Linked DNA regions of Homo sapiens: region 1 is linked to region 2. Evidence: chromatin loops called from intact Hi-C (ENCODE). Cell type or tissue: dorsolateral prefrontal cortex. All regions are shown on one strand. Each heading gives the region's core, and the rest is flanking DNA. Links, peaks and the distances in the headings are about the cores only. Region 1 holds the start of TUBGCP4 (tubulin gamma complex component 4). Region 2 holds the start of MAP1A (microtubule associated protein 1A).

Region 1 (11,187 bases), core at 2,800-7,799, 140 kb before region 2:
GAGCCGTCGTGCGGTCCCTCCAGAGGCCTCTGACCCGGCTAAGGCGCCCTGAGGGCGCCCTCCAGCCCACCCCTGGGAGCGTCTCCCTCTCGAGCTGCCCCTCAACCCCCTCGCATCCTTGCCTCCGGGCCAGCCTCACCCACTCGGGGTCCGACCCTGACCCCGGCCCCGGCCCCGGCCCCGGCCCCGGCTCTCCAGCCTCCCAAGTACAGCTCCCAAACCGGAAGTCCGAGCGGGCGGCTCGGGGCACCGAGGGCGCATGCGCGAGGGCAGCGACCGCGACTCAGTCTCCGCAGAGCCCGGGCGGGAGTAGCTGGTGGACCCCGTTGAGCTGCCGAACTTCCGGGACTCCCCCGCGACCCCTTCCCAGCTTCCCGTCCGCTCCGCCGCAGCGATTGTCTCGGTGGGTTGATTCGGCACAAACCGCCCGACCCAGGGGCCGGTGCGCGTGTGGAAGGGGAAGCACTCCCCTCGTGGTCGCCTGGAGGTGCGCTGGAGGAGGGGGTGACATAACCAGGGACTCGAGGTCCGCCGTGGGAATGATCCACGAACTGCTCTTGGCTCTGAGCGGGTACCCTGGGTCCATTTTCACCTGGAACAAGCGGAGTGGCCTGCAGGTACTGTCCGGCGCAGAGCGCGGGAACCAGGGAGCGCAGGAGGGGGGACCTGAGCCAGCGCCTGGGGGAGTAGGCTGAGGGACCTAGCGAGCGGGGCTTCCAGGGCTGGGGGCGTATCCCTGGACAGGTGACTGGAGGGCAGCCCCTTAGGGTCAAGGCTGATGCGACACCTAGAGAGGCCGGGCCTAGGCTAGAAAACGGAGGGCAGACCTCGAAGAGCCCCACCTGTGGCGGGGCGAGGAAAGGGCCTGAGGTCCAGGTGTCTGACAGTTGCTGGGGAATGATATAGAAGTGTGGGAGGCACTTTCTCCTATTTATTTTCACACGTGCATTGTTTGAGTTTTGAAGTACTGGGCCAAATACACAGCTCCCAAACACATGGTAAGCGCTCAGTAAAGTTTGTTGAAGGAAATAAATGAAATCGAGAGCGTGTGGTGTTTCCCTCATTACTCCTTTACCAGAAAATTTCTGCACTAGGTAAAGCACTTGGTAGGGGGCCTTTGTGTAACCAGGAATGTATGATGTTCCGTATGCATTATCTTATTTAATCCTCACAACCACCTTATCCATTTTACAGATTAAGCTAGGTTTAGAATAGTTAAATAACTATCGGGGTCATAGCTAGTAATTAACAGAGCTTAGTTTTGAAGCCAGGTCTGTCTGGCTTCAGTATTTGAACTACTTTTACCTGCTTCTGCTTCCAGTAATGTTATCTAATGCTCTCAATAATTTAGTCCACTTAGGTATTGTTTCTACCAGTTAACAAATGAGCAAACTGAAGCTCAGAAAACTTTATGCTGGCCAGTCCTAGTAGTGGCAAGACTGAAATCTAGGTCCGTCTGATCACCAAGACATGCCGATTCTTAGGAGACTGTGGAAGAGCAGAAAAAGTACATTCTTAGTCTATAAAACCTATAAATCAAACAGTTTCCTTTCGTTATTATTTATGAACATGTATTTGGAGTTTGGGAGTTTAGGTGAATTTTTGAAAAAAACAGGTGAAGATTTGTGTGGTGGAGTTTGAATTGTTATCTTTCACCTGTAGGTCTTTGAAGACTAATTCGATGTTTCACTTTTCTCCATAGATCTTAGTACAATGCCAGGCATATAGGAGGACAGTATTTAGGAAGTATGTGGGTGCCTGATGGTCCAAAATAAGAAGAGATAACACAGTACAGGAAAGATAGCTAGGGAGGGGGTGGGGGAGACAACCACAAGTAATTCATCTTTTCCCTTCCTTTCTTTCTTATGAAAAATTCTCAATCATGTATTTTCTACCATTTCATCCTCAAGGTCTCAGCTTTAAAGTCACTTTGTCAGAAAAACTTTCTCTGAGCACATCTTTAAGCATCCTCCCCTGATGCCATTATTCTCCATCAACTTGTTTATTTCCCTTGTAGGATTTGTCACAATTCATAATGTATTGTTGTTACCTGTTTTTAGCCTTTCTCCCGCATAGATTGCCCCTGGGAGCGAAGACCAGTGGTCTTCTTCATTCATCTACCCAGAGCACCTAGCACAGTTTCTGCCACATAGCAGGTGTTTAGGTATTGATGGAAGAAAAGAAGACAAAGATGGCAAATATTACATAATTTCTGCAGAGCAGTGTCTTTTACATTTGAGTAAAGGGAAAAGTTGTCATGAGTGCCAAGTGTTAATGAAAATTATTTTATTATATTGAATATGTATATACATAAGCTAGGTATAAACTCAAGCATAATACTCTTAAACAACTATAAAATCAAATATTTTTATAAATTAAAAGTAAACAAAACTACCAAATCAATAAGTTCAAATGACCATTATTCTAATGCAGGATTTCTCAGCCTGTTCCTATAACTGTGTTATATAGAATGGTATCAGTAACTTCGAGTTATTATTTGCTGTTTCAGAATAATTAGATATTGAACTTTTCGAAAACTCTGCCAACAAGAAACGCTCAAATGCCAATTTTAATAGTAGTATCACTTGATAACTGGTAGAGCTGTCTTGTTAATAATATAAAATTGCTTATGTGTATTGAGCACTAGCTATGTGGTTGGGATATGTGCTTTACACATGTATTAACTTATTTAATCCTCACAATTATTTTCTTCAGTTTATAGGTATGAAAACAGGCACAGACAGGTATAGTAACTTGCCTAAGCTTTCAAGCAAGTAAGAGGCAACTCAGGGATTCAAACCCAGGCAGTTGGGCTCCAGAGACCAGGTTCTTTTTTTTTTTTTTTTTTTCCGAGATGGAGTCTCGCTCTGTCGCCCAGGCTGGAGTGCAGTGGTGCAATCTCGGCTCACTGCAAGCTCCACCTCCTGGGTTCACGCCATTCTCCTGCCTCAGCCTCCCGAGCAGCTGGGACTACAGGCGCCTGCCGCCACACCCGGCTAATTTTTTTGTAGTTTTTTTAGTAAAGATGGGGTTTCACCGTGTTAGCCAGGATGGTCTCGATCTCCTGACCTCGTGATCCGCCCACCTCGGCCTCCCAAAGTGCTGGGATTACAGGCGTGAGCCACTGCGCCCGGCAAGAGACCAGGTTCTTAAGCACCGTGTTGTGCAACCTCTTAAGTTACTAACTTGAAGATGTGATTAGCATTGTGTCATTAAAATCTACATTAATTGGATTCCTAATCAATTTTCTATGGACTTGGTAACAGAAAAATTCTTCTTCGCCTATTTGTTACCACATTTACTGTCATATAAAATGGCATCCACATATAATCCATATTATATATCCATCCATATAATATGCTAAGTTCCTTTGGAGCAGTAATTGTATCTGATTTTGTTCACTCTTTTATCTCAAAGTATTAGCACAGTACCTGGGATATAGTAATGGAAATGTAAAATGGTACAGCCATTGTGGAAAATGGTATGGCAGTTCTTCAAAAAATTAAATAAAGGCCAGGCACAGCGGCTGACACTTGTGATCTCAGCACTTTGGGAGGGTGAGGCTGGAGGATCAGTTAATGCCAGGAGTTTGAGGCTAGCCTGCGCAACAGAGCAAGACTCCATCTCTACAAAAAAAAAATTTTTAATTAGCTGGGCATGGTGACACATGCCTGTAGTCCTAGCTACTCTGGTGGCTGAGGTGGGAGAATTGGTTGAACCTAGGGGTTCAAGGTTACAGTGAGCTATGAACCCACCACTGTATTCCAGTCTGGGTGACAGAGTGAAACCTTGTCTCTAAAAAAAAAAATTAAATATAAAATTCCCATACAATCTAGCAGTTCTACTTCAGGGTATATCCCAAAAGAAGTGAAAGCAGGAACCCAACAGATATTTGTACACCCGTGTTCACCAAGCATTATTCACAATCGCTGAGAGGTGGAAGCAAGTGTCAGTGCAGGGACGAATAGGTAATTGAGATGTGGTATATACACACAAGGGAATATTGTTCAGCCTTAAAAAGGAAGGAAATTCTGGCATGTGCTACAACATGGATGAGCTGAAATAAGCCAGTCACAAAAGGACAAATAATGATTCCACTTTTTTTGAGACAGAGTCTCGCTCTGTTGCCCAGGCTGGAGGGCAGTGGTGCAATCTCAGCTCGCTGCAACCGCCGCCTCCCGGGTTTAAGCAGTTCTCATGCCTCAGCCTCCCAAGTAGCTGGCATTACAGGCGCCCACCACCACGCCTGGCTAATTTTCGTATTTTTAGTAGAGACAGGGTTTCATCATGTTGGCCAGGCTGGTCTTGAACTCCTGACCTCAGGTGATCCACCTGCCTCGGCCTCCCGAAATGCTGGGATTACAGGCGTGAGCAATTGTACCCGACCTGAGTGATTCCACTTATATGAGGTAGCTAGAGTAGTCAAAGTCAGAGGCAGTAGAGTGGTGTTTGGCAGGGGCTGGATACGGAGTTTCATTTGGGGCAAACAAAAAAGTTCTGGAGATGGATGGTGGTGCTGGTTGCACAACAGTGTGAATGTTCTTCATACCACTGAACTATATACTTAAAATAGCTAAAATGGTAGATTTTATTATACGTATTTTACCACAGTATTTTTAAAAAGTTGGTTGAAGGAATATATTTTCCCACTACTTTTTTCTACCTGAACTGCTGTGAAACCTTTGTATATAGCATATTAGGCTATCATTTGGCTTTCATTTAAATTAAAAATACAAATGTAAATATGGACACTAAATATATATGGCCAGTTATAAGGTGCATTTACAGATAATAGGTATGCTTAATTTTAGATTTTTACTGGAATGAAAACAATGAAAACTTCTATAGGGAATTTGTAAATCCTAAGAATATGTCTGAGAAACCCATGGAGTCTGCAGACCCCCATTTGAGCAATATTGCTAAAGAGACTTTGTTGCAACCAGGTCAAAACCCCCATATCCTTAGAGACCATCCCTAGAAGATTGCTTAAGAAGCAGGTAATAGCGGCTGCTTCTGGGGTGGTTGACTTATTTTTAATGTACACCATTTTATATTGTTTAAATTATTTAGCATGTGTTACCTATTTTAAGAAGCAAATAATTGGGTCAGGGATAGGGAACCCCTTTGAAGTGCTTTGGAAATACATTGTTATCCAGAACTTAACACCTTTAAGTGGACATCTTGAGAAAGAAAACGATAAATGTGTAGTATGAAGCGTTTGAAGCACCTGAAAGTTGGGGCAGCGACTGGCGGTGTTTTCGGCAGTGTTCCTCTTCCTGCAGGTATCGCAGGACTTCCCTTTCCTCCACCCCAGTGAGACCAGTGTCCTGAATCGACTCTGCCGGCTCGGCACAGACTATATTCGCTTCACTGAGTTCATTGAACAGTACACGGGCCATGTGCAACAGCAGGTGGGTCCTGTTCTCTGTGGGTGTACACCTCTAGAGGGCAGGAGCTATGTCAAGCTTTCACCTCTAGAGGGCAGGAGCTATGTCAAGCTTTCAGTGAATTTATCGGTAATTCATGTGAAATAAGTTATGGATTTCTCATCACTAGAAATATTCAAGTGAAGGCAAGGCCTCTAATTGGTTTGTTTGTATAACTTTTAAAAGAAACAAGCCTGATAATGTCTTTCTCAGGTTTCAGGGCCTGAGCTGAGAAGTTGGCTTCTGTTTGTTTGATTTCAGGATCACCATCCATCTCAACAGGGCCAAGGTGGGTTACATGGAATCTACCTGCGGGCCTTCTGCACAGGGCTGGATTCTGTTTTGCAGCCTTATCGCCAAGCACTGCTTGATTTGGAACAAGAGGTAAGAAGGAGGAGATATAGGAAACACCTCTGGGACAGTAGATTAGGGCATGTTCTTGAATCTGAAATGCCCTTTGATAAGATCAGGTAGTTAAGAGTGAGCAGTTGCCTGCATGGCTGGAAGGTACAGTGTTCTCTCAGTGATTGCCCAACCTGTGATCAGAGTGGCTTACAGATCATGGCAAAGACTCTTTAGTGAGTTTATAAGAGCCCTGGCTTGGTTTCTTTATGGCCCGAAAATCAGGATTAATAACCTGATTAAATTATCAGTTCTCGATAGCCTAAAATTAACACTTAAGCCCATCATGAGATTCTCTTCTCATTTTCATAGATCAAATAGATTTGAGATATTTTGTGTGGAGCTCTAATCACAAAGTTTTTTATTGCAGTTCCTGGGTGATCCCCATCTCTCCATATCACATGTCAACTACTTCCTAGACCAGGTATGCTGCCCAAATAACCAAATGCCTTGCAATCTGTTGATAGTGTTAGAATAATCTAATTTATGGTACTGTTTTTGAGAACTTTTTTTCTTCTGGATTCAGAGCCTAACATTTTATATTTTGTGCATTTTGTATGTTTTACTAGATCAAAACTGTTTAAAGATTTCCAAATATAGTTAAAACTTAATGTCTGATATTAACGCTAATGTTACTGCTCTATATGGACATCAGTATTAACAAGTATGCCAGCCTCAGAAATAGAAACTGCTTCCCGACTGGGCATGGTGGTACACACCTCTAATCCCAGCACTTTGGGAGGCCGAGGTGGTTGGATCACTTGAGGTCAGGTGTTGGAGACCAGCCTGGCCAAAATGGTGAAACCCTGTCTCTACTAAACATACAAAAATTAGTCGGTTGTGGTGGCGTGCACCTGTAGTCCCAGCTACTTGGGAGGCTAACGTTCTGAATCCAGGGGTGGAGGTTGCAGTGAGCTGGGATCCTACCACTATACTCCAGCCTGGGTGACAGAGTGAGACCCTGTCTCAAAAAAAAAAAAAAAAAGAAAAAAGAAAAAAAAGAAACTGCCTCTCTCTGCCATCCTCTTCCTATCTGCAGCGAACCTCCACATCAAATTGCCTTAGGATGCTGGATCTTGACTGTTCTGTGGTATTGCCATTTTATCTTAAGTTGAACTATTTAGAAACAAAAGCATTTCCCAAGTTGATTTTTTTTCCCTTACATTTGATTACATACCCTTCTAATTATTCTCTACTTTGCAGTTCCAGCTTCTTTTTCCCTCTGTGATGGTTGTAGTAGAACAAATTAAAAGTCAAAAGGTGAGAACTTTCCTTATTCCTTTTGCTTTGCTAAGCACTGAGGGAATATTACTAATTAATTTTGCTTTACATTATTTTTCGAAGACCCTAGTTTTTAGTAGTTTTTATTTATTCATTCATTTAACAATATCTGCTTGGTTATCATGTTAAGTGTCAGGAATGCAAAAGTATGACTCTGCCTTTAAACACCTCCTGGTCCAGAAGGTAGAGGAAATGTTCATAGATGTTCCCAAGAATGTTGTTGGGGTAAGAAAAAAAGTGCTGTGGATGTTTGCAGGTGAGAGGAACCTGCAGTAAGGTTTTAGAACTGTTGGGTGTGAAGCAGAAAGTTAATTCTTAGGAAGAAGGTAATAGGTTTATGGTTAGTGTGCTGGCAGTTTTCTGAGAATTTTGAGATCAGTGAGTGAAAGCCAGATGTTTAATAAATATGCCTATTCTTATCACAAGTTTTTATCAGGTGTATTGAGAAGTTAGGAGAATGTCTTTCTGGGCAGAGTTAATAAGTCTGAGGAATAAATGCTTTGAGATTTCATATTAGAAGAATCTGCTGTCCTATTGAATTGGTCCACAATTGGACCAAGTGGACAAATGGATTAAACATCTTTAGCTCAAGTCGTCATTTTTTTTAAGCTCTTTATTTGTGCCTTAGCTTATTAGGGGTGTTCATTTTCATTAATGTAACTAGTAAACCAGTTAATCTGCCACATTGCTGCATCATTTTTAACTGTGTAAGTGTAGAAACAGTGCTCTGCTATGTTCATGCTGTGCCAGCAAAGCCAGTGGTGGGTGCTCATTGGCCCTTCAAAGCTGATTGTCCTCATCAAATAACAACATCCAGCTTTTACTGTCACTGGCTGTGTACTAGGCACTGTGCTAAGTGCTTTAAATACATTATCACACACAATCCACTAAAGGGCTAAGTTGGTTAAGGGGTGTGCCCAGTGTCACACAGATAGTAGTAAATGGGTTTATATCCCAGCTCTATCTGGCTCCAAAGAGTGTGCTCTTAACCACTAGATTAAACTATCTCCCAAAATAAAAGGAGACATTCTAGGCAAATAGAGTTAATGAGGACAGCATAAGGGAGCCAGGCCTAGCTGCACGTCTCAGTTGGCCTTCAACTTCCGCTGGCTATAGGAAGGAGAGTGGAAAATAGGGGGATTGCAGATGGCTGAATCTTCCTCCCTGCCAGAATAGTGGTAGAGAAACTAGTGTACCAAGGCTCTTCAGAGTTTTTAAAATCAGGTGGTCAAAATTCTAGGTTTGGGTTGAGAATGGAGATTGATTGCAGACAGGCACAAAGGCGCTTTTTGGAGTAGTGGAAATGTTATAAAACTGGATTGTGGTAATGGTTGCCCAGTGTTTGAAATTTACTAAAAATTGTTTATTAGTATGCTTAAAATGGGTGAATTTCATTGTAAATTATACCTCAAAGTGGTAAAAATAAAAGTCTGGGGACCGGGCATGGTGGCTCACGCCTGTAATCCCAGCACTTCGGGAGGCCGAGGCGGGCGGACCACGAGGTCAGGAGATTGAGTCCATCCTGGCTAACACAGTGAAACCCTGTCTCTACTAAAAATACAAAAAAAATTAGCCAGGCGTGGTGGCGGGTGCCTGTGTCGCACTACTCGGGAGGCTGAGGCAGGAGAATGGTGTGAACCCAGGAGGCAGAGCTTGTAGTGAGCCAAGATTGCACCACTGCACTCCAGCGTGGGCGACAGAGCAAGACTCCGTCTCAAAAAAAAAAAAAAAAAAAAAAGTCTGAAGAACATAGAGGCAGAGGATTTTTGAAAAAGTATATACCTTAGAAGTAGACTGAATTGGGCCTTAACTTGAAATAAAAAGCTTTCCTTGGCTTTGGTGTTCCAACTCTAAATGATTCTGGTTGCTTTAAGTGCAGTGGTTCTCACACTTTACTGTGCATTAGAATCACCTGGAGGGCTTGTGGAAACACTGAGTGCTGGGTTCTAACCAAGAGTTTGCATGTCTGATGAGTCTCCAGGTCATGCTGCTGATGGGAGAGAGGTCCCTCTTTGAGAACCACTATGTGTAAATCTTAGGAGAAAGTTTATCCCCAGTCTCTCCTAGATTGTGCCCTCTTGGTTGAATATGGAATAAGAATGTGTCTTGCATGGACTCTTAGAATGGAATCCAGTTTGACAAGGCCGTATTTTCCACAGATTCATGGTTGTCAAATCCTGGAAACAGTCTACAAACACAGCTGTGGGGGGTTGCCTCCTGTTCGAAGTGCACTGGAAAAGTAAGTCATGGCTTAACTGGGAATTGGTGGTGGAGGTGGGTGGTCAAATTATTTGACTTCTCACATGTTTTATTTTCAGGTCATTTCAGGTTTCCCTCTTGGGAAGGTTATAACCAGGATAGAAAAAGCTCCATGAGCAGAGGAGCCCATGTAACCTTTATTATGGCTCAGGCCTTGCAAAAAGGGCTATAGAGTGTTGAGTGACAAAGCCAGGATTTAGGTGCCTGGATGACCTTGAGGCAATCTTTTTAAATGTTTAGATCCTGTTATCCTTGCAGGAATTCCATTACATGTGCCAGATGTTGCTTGCTGTGTCTAAACATGTGTATTTGAGTAGCTGGTATTTTCAAATTGAAGGTCCTTAAAAATGTTTATGCTTTATAATCCCATAATGCCACTCTTGGGAATTTTATCCTAACAAAACTATTTAATAGAAGAAAATAACTATATGCACAAACGTGTTCATTGCAATGTTGTCTACTATATCAGGAAATTAGAAAATTACCAACAGTAGAAAAAAATTTAAATGATGATATATTCACTTGATAGACTATAAAGCCACTAAAAGTGTAGGTACTATAACATGTAAACTATTTTATATAAATATGTACTGACAAATGATACAAAATTGTATTTATCTTGTGATTACAACAATATGAAAACATGTAGAGTATAATCAAAGACTGCCTGTTTGAGCTTTCCATTTATCCATTTTCCTTATTTTAAAAAAACTGTGACATTCATTGAAAAATTATAATAGATGATCCCTGAGGCCACTCACAACTCTGTTTTGTTCTTTTTTTCTTATTTTATTTTAATTTTTTGTAGAGAGAAGGCTTTGCTATGTTGCCCAGGCTGGTCTCGAACTCCTAGGCTCAACCGATATTCACATCTTGGCCTCCCAAAGTGTTGAGATTACAGGTGTGAGCCACCGCACCCGGCCACTCACAACTCTTAATCTCCACTCTAACCACTGCATGAGTAAATCCTCCAGAACATTCCTTAGGGACTTAATTCTCTATTATACTTTTGTGTATAGAATATAAAATCTAATGTAGATGATACTATATATACATGTTTGTTCTGTGTTTGCAGGGACCAAACTTTACAGACCACATACTCAGAAATGCATAAATGTAAATAGCTTCACATTTGATCTTTTTAAAGAGAGATTCCATTCAGTTAAATAACACAGTCAAGTTCTTGTAATTTCTTTTTCTCCCAACCTTTTATTTTGAAAAATTTTAAACCTACAAAAAAGTTGAAAGAAACGTATAATAAAACACTTGTAGGCTGGGCTCGGTGGCTCACGCTTGTAATCCCAGCACTTTGGAAGGCTGAGGCAGAGGGATCGCTTGAGCCCAGGAGTTCGAGACCAGCCTGGGCAACATAGCGAGACCCTGTCTGTACCAAAAATAAAAAAATTAGCCAGGTGTGGTGCCTGCCTGTAGTCCCAGCTACGGGAAGCTGAGGCAGAAGGATTGCTTTAGCCCAGGAGGTTGATGCTGCAGTGAGCTGAGATCTCGCCACTGTAATCCAGCCTGGATGACAGAATGAGACCCTGTCTCAAAACAAAAAACAAAAAAAACCAACCAAACGCTAGTGTATCCTTTAGTTTCACCATTTGTTAACATTTGCCACGTTTGATTTCTCTTTTTCTCCTTCTATACGTATATGTGAAATGCACAAATTTTTTTGCAGAGTCATTTGAAAGTAGTCACAGATACCCTAACACTTAAATACTTCAGCTTGTATCACTTTAGAAAAAAGGCATTCTTGGCTGGGCATGGTGGCACACACCTGTATTCCTAGCACTTTGAGAGGCCAAGGTGGGTGGAT
Region 2 (11,187 bases), core at 3,574-8,573:
TTATACAGATAATTCTCAATTACTCAGTATAGTAGTCACCTTTCCTTAATTATCTCTCCTCCTTTTCCACTGCTCCTAACTGCCAAATCTTTGATCACTTCCTGATCACTGATACTTATAGATGCTGCTAGGAAGTTGGAGAAAATAAGGCTAATATGACTAAAGCTCCATTAGCCTAGGAATATATACAGCAATTTTATATTAATATATGTGAGGCTGACATCTTCCTGATGTGACTGGCTTCCTGTAAAGCAGGCTACTCACTCTTTTGAGAATGTTTCTGTTTAGAATTACTCATGTCATGGCTTCCTCCATTTATCCCTAATGATGAAAATCGGCAGTTTTACCACTTAGTACTCCTAGGAGCTTTGGTGAAAGGCCAGATACAGGGATGACAGAGGATGAAATTAATGACTGAACAGAAGTTTGGGGATTATCTGCTGATGTTAATAATTCACACTGAATGCTCTAACCTTGTCCTTTTGGCTACAGAGACTTGAGAGTAGGCTGCTTTCTGGAATAATGTAAGAAATGAAAAGAAGTTAAACCAAAGTACTTAGCCATTCTTCAGATTAAGATGCAGCGATACTTGGGAAGACACTTACAGAGAGAACATAGTTATTCTCAGGCACTTCTTAGAAATGAGCATTGATATATAAACACCTACTAGGCCCTTTCCATCAAAGAGTTTGTCTGTGGTGTCCTCAAGGAGCTTAGGGCCATGTACCCTAGATCAGAGCTTACTTTGGCATACTGCATATTTTTAGGTTTGGACATTTTTATCATGGTCTGTCTATGTCACAGGAGAATAGTAGAGAATTTCCTGGAAAAACCCACACAGCTCAAGACAGCCACAGCCCCACCCCTGCTGGCTCCTCTTTCAGCTGTCCCCACAAACAACAGTCAGCCCAGAGCAGCTGCAGACACTGCCCCTCCCTCCAGCCTTCTGTTAGTGAGGACGCAAAGGGGACCAGGCAGCTGGGATGAGCTCAAGGGGATATGCTAGTGCCTTATGGCTTGACTACCCCACAGGCTGGGCCACCATTCCTATCACCTATCCTCAAGCCCTGGGCCAAAATGCTGAGAAAGCAGACAAAAATGTATCCTACAGTGACAAGGAGAGTGCACTTATTCCTAGGCACTGCCCCCTCCACATTGACATACCCACACACAGAAAAGAAGGGACCCTCTGATAAAGAGTCAGTGGCCCAGCTCCTTCTAGTGGTCAAGTCTGGTAAAAGCTTTCAAAGGTGATTTTTGCACCAGGTAGTCTCTCCAGTGGTGACTTTCTAACCCCTACAAAAAATCTGGATCTTCCGAGCATTCTAATACAAATTCAGAAACAATTAGGACAGTGGAAAACTGAGTTTCAATAACTCTCTGATTCTTTTACTATTGGATACCTATAGGAAATAGAAGGGGGCTTATAATTCATAACTAATATTCTAAGACTCTAAAAAACACAGGGCCGGGCATGGTGGCTTATGCCTGTAATCCCAGCACTTTGGGAGGCCGAGGTGGGTGGATCACTTGAGGTTAGGAGTTTGAGACCAGCCTGGACAACATGTTGAAACCCTCTTCTACTAAAAATACAAAAATTAGCCGAGGGTGGTGGTGCACACCTGTAATCCCAGCTACTCGGGAGGCAGGAGAATTGCTTGAACCCAGGAGACAGAGGTTGCAGTGAGCTGAGATCATGACATTGCAGTCCAGCCTGGGCGACAGAGCTAGACTCCATCTCAATAAATAAATAAATAAAAATACAGGCTGAGGGACCAGTCTGGAGGCCTTCGGTCTGACTCTCCATTTCCACTGACGGACTTAGGAAGTGATAGCTCTATTACTTCTACCAATACAACAGTTACCCTGAATTAATACAGCAGCTCATTAACCCCTGGAACCGGGGTCTGCATTGCTGTCTGAAATGGGAAAGCAAGGACATGAATAGGACTTCAAATCTCATACTGCAGGCATCTTTAGTTCTGGGTTTACCTGGGAGCTAAGAGTACTCCAGAGTTGATCTGGTCTGAGATCCTGATTTATGATTTCCTTGATCACCTAGATGACCTCTCAGAAATCTTCCACAAAAGGGAGAAAGACTTCCAGTGGCATTTGTACATTGCAGATTTGGAAGTCTAGGAATGAAGAAGCTTTTTTTTCATCTTTTATACAATTCAAACCTCACAGCATTATCGGAGGATGGTACTAATATTATACTCATTTCATAGTTTATGAAGTAGGCTCTGAGAGAGGTTAAGTCTCTTGTTTAGCAGCATGATTAGTAAAATGGTGGATCAAGTCTCAAATCCAGGGTTTCATATCTTACTTTGTAGCTCAGCTCAAGCCTCTCTTTCTTCTTTGGCATCTCACCATTTCATTGCAGCAGAGCCTAGGAATACAGCAGGTGGAGAGTTGGTTGTGGTGGGTAGCTGTTCAGAGGGTGAAGGCTGAAGGAAAACTCCACTGTGAGTTGGCACCATGCCCAGGGTGTGGCCCTTGGGGGTGGCAGCTGAGAATATGGGTGGGCTCTGTATTGGTCTGGGAAATGTTATTTTGTTCGTAAACTAAATGTCTACTTAAGTTTCCCTCCTAACACACTCCAGAAAGCCCTAGAAAGCAGGGAGGAGATAGAAGGCTTGAGGTGGGAGGAAATAAGAACGATGAAGTTGCAGAAGAGGGGTATTTCCCTTTTGTGATGCTCAGAACTCAGCCTGGTTTTCCCTGTGTATCTCTGCAGATGGCCGCTTCTACCCAAACGGGGTTGTTGCCATTGTCGCAGATTTGCATCCCCGGATCTAAGCAAGGATTGCTCCCCTTTTGTCCCCTCAACCCCCAAGAGTACTAGTGACTCAGCTCCTCCTCTCCTCTGGCTGCAATTAAGGGGGGATGGGGGATGCTGAGAGCACAGACTATTTTGGCTTCTCTGACCTTCAAAAGTAACTCTTGGCAGCCTGGGGCAAGGGTGGGGCTAGTGTTTGGGTGTGAGTGGGTGGCTGTGATTGTGAGGAAGGCCTTAGGAGCTGGCCAAACTGGGGAGGGTGGATGGGAAGAGGGCAGGGAAGGACTATGTAAGAGCATGAGCATCCTCGGGTTGGAAGGAAGTGCTACCACTCTCCAGATTCTTCCTTTGAGTCCTAGAGCGCTTTACTAAATCTGAGATGGAGGTAGAGACTAAGGGAAACAGGATCAACATTAGAAAGATCCAAATAATATAATATAGAAACAGCAAAGAGACAAGGAGAGAGCAAGAACCCAATCACCCTACAAAGTCATTATAGGGTTTTTTTAATCTAAAGAGTACTTCTGTTACATTTAATAATTGGCCTACAACCTTGCTTGGGCCGGAGGCCCTGGTGATCCTTCTTGGTCCTTGTTAACTCCTTCACTGTAAGGCAGAAAGCTCCCTGTCCCTTCAGGGACTTGTCTCTTCATATCCAATGACTCAAGAATCCCAAGAATCAGTGCCTGTGTGGTTACTGTGTTATGCTGCATTCCCATGAAACTTCATGTAGCTCTCAGGGTCCCTGTGCCCCACCCCAACAGGCTAGGGACCATGTGTCCACTCCGGAATTTCAAACTACCCTCTAACCCTAAAATAAGACTTATTTCTGCCCTCCTTGGTTTCTGTAGTGCTGAGGTTCAGAAGAAGGCAGCACATCTCTGCATCCCCAACCTTTGTCTTAAGCAGTTCCCCACACCTACCCCATGCTTTTGGGCCCCCAGCCTTTGTCTCCTGCTCCTCCAGGGACTGAAGGTCACTCCCTGGATCCATCTGAGGAGAGAGGCAGCAGATGGTTTCTAAGAGAAGGGGGAGAGCCCACGCAGCCCATGCCTCCTATAGCCTCGCTCTGTGCCCTAGCATGGGGCTTTGGTCTTTTGGCTGATGCCAAAAGAATATTTCCTAACTAAGCAGGGTTGGGAGAGAAAGGTCCTATGGGCCATAGGACATTGCAGAGGCTCCTTGAGCTGCTAGACAATCCCTCAGCCCCACAGAGCCAAGCAAAAGCACTGGAGCTCAGACGTCGTGAAGGCAAAGAAACAGTTAAGTCTCCAGTGCCTCGTCACGGACCAGCCCCTCTTCCCCGCCCTGGCGCCGCCCTCCTCATCAAGCACCCCCCTCCCCCCCCCACCGCCCGCCCCACTCCCACCCTAAGTGCTGCAGACTCTTCCCTGAAGCTGCCGGCTGAGGCCGGAGCTGCCGCCTCCATGAGAGGCTTCCTCCTACACCCCAGGGTAAGAACCGAACCAAAGGGCTTGGCATGTGGGGGTACACTGTGATAGGGAGGTGGGATGGGGGTCATGGAAAGGGTGCTGGTACCTAATCTGGCACATCTAGAACTAGCCCAGTGGCAGTAGGCAGGATGGGGAAATGGAGAGAGAAGATGAACGTTACTGGCTGTGGGCCCAGCCTGGACCCAGAACCAGAGGCCACCAGGGGCTGTGACAGTCCACCTCTCCAGCTGGGCGGGGATGGGAGAAATCAGCCTGGGACAGCAGCAGAGGGTGGTGCCACTGGCTCTGCCTGACAGCCCAGGATGCTGGAGGAGTTTGGGGGCTATGTTTCTGGTCAGAGGCAGAAGAATCTGAGAGAAAGGGGGATGTTATGGGAATGTGCCTAATAGGAGGGCCCCTGGGTGTCAGCTGCTGGATTGCTCAGCTGCTCCTATGCTGGGGGTGAGCAGGGCAGTGAGTTTTTGCCAAGTAAGGGAAGGTGGGGGACACTATGGAAAAGAAGGGAGGAAAGGGTCACTAAGACGTGGCACGCGCCTCCTTACAGACCAACCGGTTTGCAGTGGGCTCCCCCACCCTATTCCCTGCGGCTAGCTTTAGAATGGGACTCTAAACCCCCCTTTCTGGCCCTGCCGAGGCCACTCTGGAGACGGAGAACTCCCTCCCCAGCGGCTGCCCTGCATTTCCAGTCGTGTCAACCCCACAGGTTCCCAGTCTCAGCCCTACCCCCACCTCATCTCTGCTTCTCTTCCCAAGATGGGGGCTCTTGAACAGAGGAGCCAGTTTCTTCTCTCTCTCTGCATCCCCCCATCCCCACCCCCCATGCAGAAGCAGCCAAGAAAATGACTTGTCATGCTGGGGTGGGGGGTGGGGGCGGAGCTGGAGCCGGAGCTCAGCGCGCACACTCACACACTGCGGCAAACTGCAGCTGCCCAAACGGTCCCCCTCCCCTTCTGCCTCACTGCGGAGACACCTGCCCTCCTGCCTGCTCAGCCTCTGCACCGCAGCCCACCCCCCCCCGCAACTCCAGCACTGGCTGAGCACTGTGTGTCCCTGCCTCACAAGATGGTCCTCTCTAAAGAAAAAGGAAAAAACGAGTCAGTTCCCTTCAGTGAGAGAGCCAGGGGAGCAGAAGAAACGGCTTTCTCCCAGGCCTGAAAAAGAGAGGCACAGGATATAAACCATGTAATTTCAAGTCAGAACCACTCCCAGGGATAGAGTGAGGAACAGGACCTTATGCCAGGACAGGAACTGGGATCATAGAAGTCTTGTGGTGATAAATGGGGACCGTGAGGAATGGTTGGGGGCAGGGAGGGGTAGATAGAAAGCAAATCAGTGTGTGCTATAGATATTTGTCTTTCTGACCCTCCTACCTCAAATTTATGACCTTATTTGTGTGGAGGGAGCTCTTGTCTTTCTAAATCTGAACGACTTAAGGCTGGCAGCTTCCCGAACCTTGATATCCCTCACCTGCCCCAAGCCCTGCCCTTGCCTACATCTGAGGTGGCTCTTGTCCTCTGAATTTATCTCAAATGTTCCCTCAATTCTCAAGTAAATAGAAGGGAACCCTTGAATTCCCCTTTGGCCCAACCCACGCTGTATGGGGTTTGGTCTTCTGACACCATCGTTCATTTCCCCCACAGCTGCATCTGCAGCCCTGTGCTGCCAGATCTGCCTGATCCTGGCACCATGGCTCTGCCTCTTAACAAAGGCCCTGGCCCCAGGCTTCTCTTGTCCAAGCACCAGAAAGAAGAGAGAGCTGGGTCACAGAAGAGGGTCTAAGGGACAAATTATGGACCCTCCCACCAGTATCCTCCAGACAGCCCACTGCCATCTGTTGGATGCTCTGTGAGGTTAATGCCACTATGTACTGCAATTGGAAAGGGGATTTGGCAAGGAAGGGCGGGTGCAGGGGATGGCAGCATTCTTCTTCAGCATCTTCTGTCTCATTTGCCACTTTCTTTCTTTGCTGAATTGTTTGGTGTTTCATGTGAGGCTGGAGAAGGGAAATAGGGGATTTGGGGATGCCTTATCTTTCTCCATGGCCTGGGGAACACCCTGAATCTCTCCTTCCTTATTAATGTGTTTCTTGTTCAAGAACCTTTCACTCCCCATGCCCGTGGTAGAGGCCCCTAGGAGCGGGGCAAAGATGAGAGAAGAAACTGTTCACAATGAATAGGTTGTGGGGTAGTGAATCTGGCCTCTCTGAAACTTTGGGACATGAAGATCAGGTTGGAGAGGGTGTTGTGAAAACTTCCGAGCAGGAACAATATGATTGTGTGCATGTGTATTAGTGCGGGCTTGGCCTCTGAGGAACCAGAGGACAGAAAATGAAGTTATAGTCCTATGTCCATTCTTTGAATCATAAAACCCCAAAAATTTAGATAGCACAGGCTTCTCCGGGTCTTCTGGAACAGGAATTCTGGCCTTGGATGGCAAGAAGGGTGGGGAGTCTGTACCACACAGAAGCTCCTATTTCCTTATTTCTAGACACTCTGCGGGCAGGAAAGCCCAGGGCAGAGGCAAGCCAGGAAGGAGAAAGGGAAGTGAGGGTCATCATCCCAGGGGCCCTCTCTCCAGCTGAGCCCCCCATCCCCAGGCAGCACCAGGAGCTTAGTGCTCGAGAAGGACAAAAGCTTCTTGTCAATAGGGCAGTCTGAGGCCATAGTTCCAGGCAGAGGGATGGGGGCACAGGCAGCAGAGGGTGTGGTAGATGAAGGGAAGGAGAGGACAGCCAGTGTGGGAGAGGGGAGGTGGAAACCCTCTAAGGGAAGGGCTGGATGAGCCAGTTCCTAGACCTTACTCAGCAGTATCCAAGGTGGCAGGGCCTAAGGATACCTTCTCTTTCGTCTAAGCCCCATTTCCTGATAGCACATTCTTTCCTCTCCTGCACCACAATTTCTATACCTATTCTCAATATAAATTCCTACATCTCTCCCTCAGGCCAGAGGACCCTTTGCCACCAGAGTGAGATCCTAGAGACCATCATCCTGGTAAATCCCAGTGCAGACAGCATCAGCTCTGAGGTAAGGCCAGGGCCTGTGCCTTGCCAAACAGGCCTGGTGCAAGTGCTATACCCACCCTTGCCAGTGCTACCACTATTAGGCCAAGAATTCCTCTCTCTGCCATCTAAGCTGACGTATTGTCTCCAGCCCACTCTGGAGGTGTTATGAGGGACATAAGTTGGGAGCATGTTCTTGAGGTACTGAGGGGCCATTCATTGCCTTTCCCTGGATTTCCTATATCTGTGACCACTCCCCTTCTTCCATTCCAGGTTCATCATCTTCTTAGCAGCTCATCAGCTTATAAACTACTAATCTTGAGTGGGCAAAGTTTAGAGCCTGGGGGAGACCTCATCCTACAGAGTGGCACCTACTCATATGAAAACTTTGCCCAGGTCCTTCACAACCCCGAGGTAAGTTCCATGCCAGAGTGTCTGGGAGAAAGGGTAGCACTAGAGCTGTGGGAGGGATCTAAGGGAAAGTCTCATATTGCATGACCATGGGGGGCCCTGGCAGAAAGGTAAGAGTCCACCTTGGAAAGAGGTGAAGATTAGGGTACTGAATCTAAGTCAGACCAAAACAACTCTAGTGACCTGATCAGGTTTCTATCTCCTATTCTTCTAGATTTCCCAATTGCTCAGCAATAGAGACCCTGGGATACAGGCCTTCCTTACCGTGTCCTGCTTAGGGGAAGGTGATTGGAGCCACCTGGGATTATCCAGTTCCCAAGAGACCCTGCACCTCCGGCTAAACCCTGAGCCCACTCTGCCCACCATGGACGGCGTGGCTGAGTTCTCCGAGTATGTCTCTGAGACTGTGGACGTGCCATCCCCATTTGACCTACTAGAGCCCCCCACCTCAGGGGGCTTCCTCAAGCTCTCCAAGCCTTGTTGCTACATCTTCCCAGGTGGTCGTGGGGACTCTGCCCTCTTTGCTGTCAATGGTTTCAACATCCTGGTGGATGGTGGCTCTGATCGCAAGTCCTGTTTTTGGAAGCTGGTACGGCACTTGGACCGCATTGACTCGGTGCTACTCACACACATTGGGGCAGACAACCTGCCAGGCATCAATGGACTACTGCAGCGCAAAGTGGCAGAGCTAGAGGAGGAGCAGTCCCAGGGCTCTAGCAGTTACAGCGACTGGGTGAAGAACCTTATCTCTCCTGAGCTTGGAGTTGTCTTTTTCAACGTGCCTGAGAAGCTGCGGCTTCCTGATGCCTCCCGGAAAGCCAAGCGTAGCATTGAGGAGGCCTGCCTCACTCTGCAGCACTTAAACCGCCTGGGCATCCAGGCTGAGCCTCTATATCGTGTGGTCAGCAATACCATTGAGCCACTGACCCTCTTCCACAAAATGGGTGTGGGCCGGCTGGACATGTATGTCCTCAACCCTGTCAAGGACAGCAAGGAGATGCAGTTCCTCATGCAAAAGTGGGCAGGCAATAGTAAAGCCAAGACAGGCATCGTGCTGCCCAATGGGAAGGAGGCTGAGATCTCCGTGCCCTACCTTACCTCTATCACTGCTCTGGTGGTCTGGCTACCAGCCAATCCCACTGAGAAGATTGTGCGTGTGCTTTTTCCAGGAAATGCTCCCCAAAACAAGATCTTGGAGGGCCTAGAAAAGCTTCGGCATCTGGACTTCCTGCGTTACCCTGTGGCCACGCAGAAGGACCTGGCTTCTGGGGCTGTGCCTACCAACCTCAAGCCCAGCAAAATCAAACAGCGGGCTGATAGCAAGGAGAGCCTCAAAGCCACTACCAAGACGGCCGTGAGCAAGTTGGCCAAACGGGAGGAGGTGGTAGAAGAGGGAGCCAAGGAGGCACGTTCAGAGCTGGCCAAGGAGTTAGCCAAGACAGAGAAGAAGGCAAAAGAGTCATCTGAGAAGCCCCCAGAGAAGCCTGCCAAGCCTGAGAGGGTGAAGACAGAGTCAAGTGAGGCACTGAAGGCAGAGAAGCGAAAGCTGATCAAAGACAAGGTAGGGAAAAAGCACCTTAAAGAAAAGATATCAAAGCTGGAAGAAAAAAAAGACAAGGAGAAAAAAGAGATCAAAAAGGAGAGGAAAGAGCTCAAGAAGGATGAAGGAAGGAAGGAGGAGAAGAAGGATGCCAAGAAGGAGGAGAAGAGGAAAGATACCAAACCTGAGCTCAAGAAGATTTCCAAGCCAGACCTAAAGCCCTTTACTCCTGAGGTACGTAAGACCCTCTATAAAGCCAAGGTCCCTGGAAGAGTCAAAATAGACAGGAGCCGTGCTATCCGTGGGGAGAAGGAGCTGTCTTCTGAGCCCCAGACACCCCCAGCCCAGAAGGGAACTGTACCACTCCCAACCATCAGTGGGCACAGGGAGCTGGTCCTATCCTCACCAGAGGACCTCACACAGGACTTTGAGGAGATGAAGCGTGAGGAGAGGGCTTTGCTGGCTGAACAAAGGGACACAGGACTAGGAGATAAGCCATTCCCTCTAGACACTGCAGAGGAGGGACCCCCAAGTACAGCTATCCAGGGAACACCACCCTCTGTTCCAGGGCTGGGACAAGAAGAACATGTGATGAAGGAGAAAGAGCTTGTCCCAGAGGTCCCTGAGGAACAAGGCAGCAAGGACAGAGGCCTAGACTCTGGGGCTGAAACAGAGGAAGAGAAAGATACCTGGGAGGAAAAGAAGCAGAGGGAAGCAGAGAGGCTCCCAGACAGAACAGAAGCCAGAGAGGAAAGTGAACCTGAAGTAAAGGAGGATGTGATAGAAAAGGCTGAGTTAGAAGAAATGGAGGAGGTACACCCTTCAGATGAGGAGGAAGAGGACGCGACAAAAGCTGAGGGTTTTTACCAAAAACATATGCAGGAACCCTTGAAGGTAACTCCAAGGAGCCGGGAGGCTTTTGGGGGTCGGGAATTGGGACTCCAGGGCAAGGCCCCTGAGAAGGAGACCTCGTTATTCCTAAGCAGCCTGACCACACCTGCAGGAGCCACTGAGCATGTCTCTTACATCCAGGATGAGACAATCCCTGGCTACTCAGAGACTGAGCAGACCATCTCAGATGAGGAGATCCATGATGAGCCGGAGGAGCGCCCAGCTCCACCCAGATTTCATACAAGTACATATGACCTGCCCGGGCCTGAAGGTGCTGGCCCATTCGAAGCCAGCCAACCTGCCGATAGTGCTGTTCCTGCTACCTCTGGCAAAGTCTATGGAACGCCAGAGACTGAACTCACCTACCCCACTAACATAGTGGCTGCCCCTTTGGCTGAAGAGGAACATGTGTCCTCGGCCACTTCAATCACTGAGTGTGACAAACTTTCTTCCTTTGCCACATCAGTGGCTGAGGACCAATCTGTGGCCTCACTTACAGCTCCCCAGACAGAGGAGACAGGCAAGAGCTCCCTGCTGCTTGACACAGTCACAAGCATCCCTTCCTCCCGTACTGAAGCTACGCAGGGCTTGGACTATGTGCCATCAGCTGGTACCATCTCACCCACCTCCTCACTGGAAGAAGACAAGGGCTTCAAATCACCACCCTGTGAGGACTTCTCTGTGACTGGGGAGTCAGAGAAGAGAGGAGAGATCATAGGGAAAGGCTTGTCTGGAGAGAGAGCTGTGGAAGAGGAAGAGGAGGAGACAGCAAACGTAGAGATGTCTGAGAAACTTTGCAGTCAATATGGAACTCCAGTGTTTAGTGCCCCTGGGCATGCCCTACATCCAGGAGAACCAGCCCTTGGAGAAGCAGAGGAGCGGTGCCTTAGCCCAGATGACAGCACAGTGAAGATGGCTTCTCCTCCACCATCTGGCCCACCCAGTGCCACCCACACACCCTTTCATCAGTCCCCAGTGGAAGAAAAGTCTGAGCCCCAAGACTTTCAGGAGGCAGACTCCTGGGGAGACACTAAGCGCACACCAGGTGTGGGCAAAGAAGATGCTGCTGAGGAGACAGTCAAGCCAGGGCCTGAAGAGGGCACACTAGAGAAGG

Evidence for each region. Hi-C counts contacts between places; a loop is a spot of excess contacts. Peaks named below come from ENCODE experiments on the same cell type or tissue, not always from the same donor. Only the 100,000 strongest peaks of a DNase experiment are listed, where the experiment ranks them.
Region 1: it touches region 2 in a loop (2.5-fold over the local background); 14 of 110 quality-filtered maps call a loop at or near these places.

What each region holds. Positions count from the first base shown.
Region 1 is chr15:43,370,816-43,382,002 of GRCh38, forward strand. It overlaps TUBGCP4 (tubulin gamma complex component 4), which reads left to right and starts at 286. Exons shown (of 18, transcript NM_014444.5): 1 at 286-617; 2 at 5,283-5,411; 3 at 5,688-5,810; 4 at 6,199-6,252; 5 at 7,032-7,088; 6 at 9,269-9,348. The coding sequence starts at 540. ZSCAN29 (zinc finger and SCAN domain containing 29) reads right to left here and starts at 228. Exons shown (of 6, transcript NM_001372080.1): 1 at 1-228. RefSeq lists a silencer at 1-196 and an enhancer at 297-416. In dorsolateral prefrontal cortex, for the core only: a CTCF peak has its summit at 5,455 (motif pointing right); no DNase peak of the experiment used is centred there.
Region 2 is chr15:43,513,468-43,524,654 of GRCh38, forward strand. MAP1A (microtubule associated protein 1A) reads left to right here and starts at 4,141. Exons shown (of 6, transcript NM_002373.6): 1 at 4,141-4,233; 2 at 7,174-7,256; 3 at 7,505-7,645; 4 at 7,857-11,187. The coding sequence starts at 8,007. RefSeq lists an enhancer at 4,616-5,259. In dorsolateral prefrontal cortex, for the core only: no CTCF peak of the experiment used is centred there; DNase peaks (open chromatin) are centred at 4,094, 4,394, 5,134 and 5,904; H3K4me3 peaks cover 5,000 bases; H3K27ac peaks cover 5,000 bases.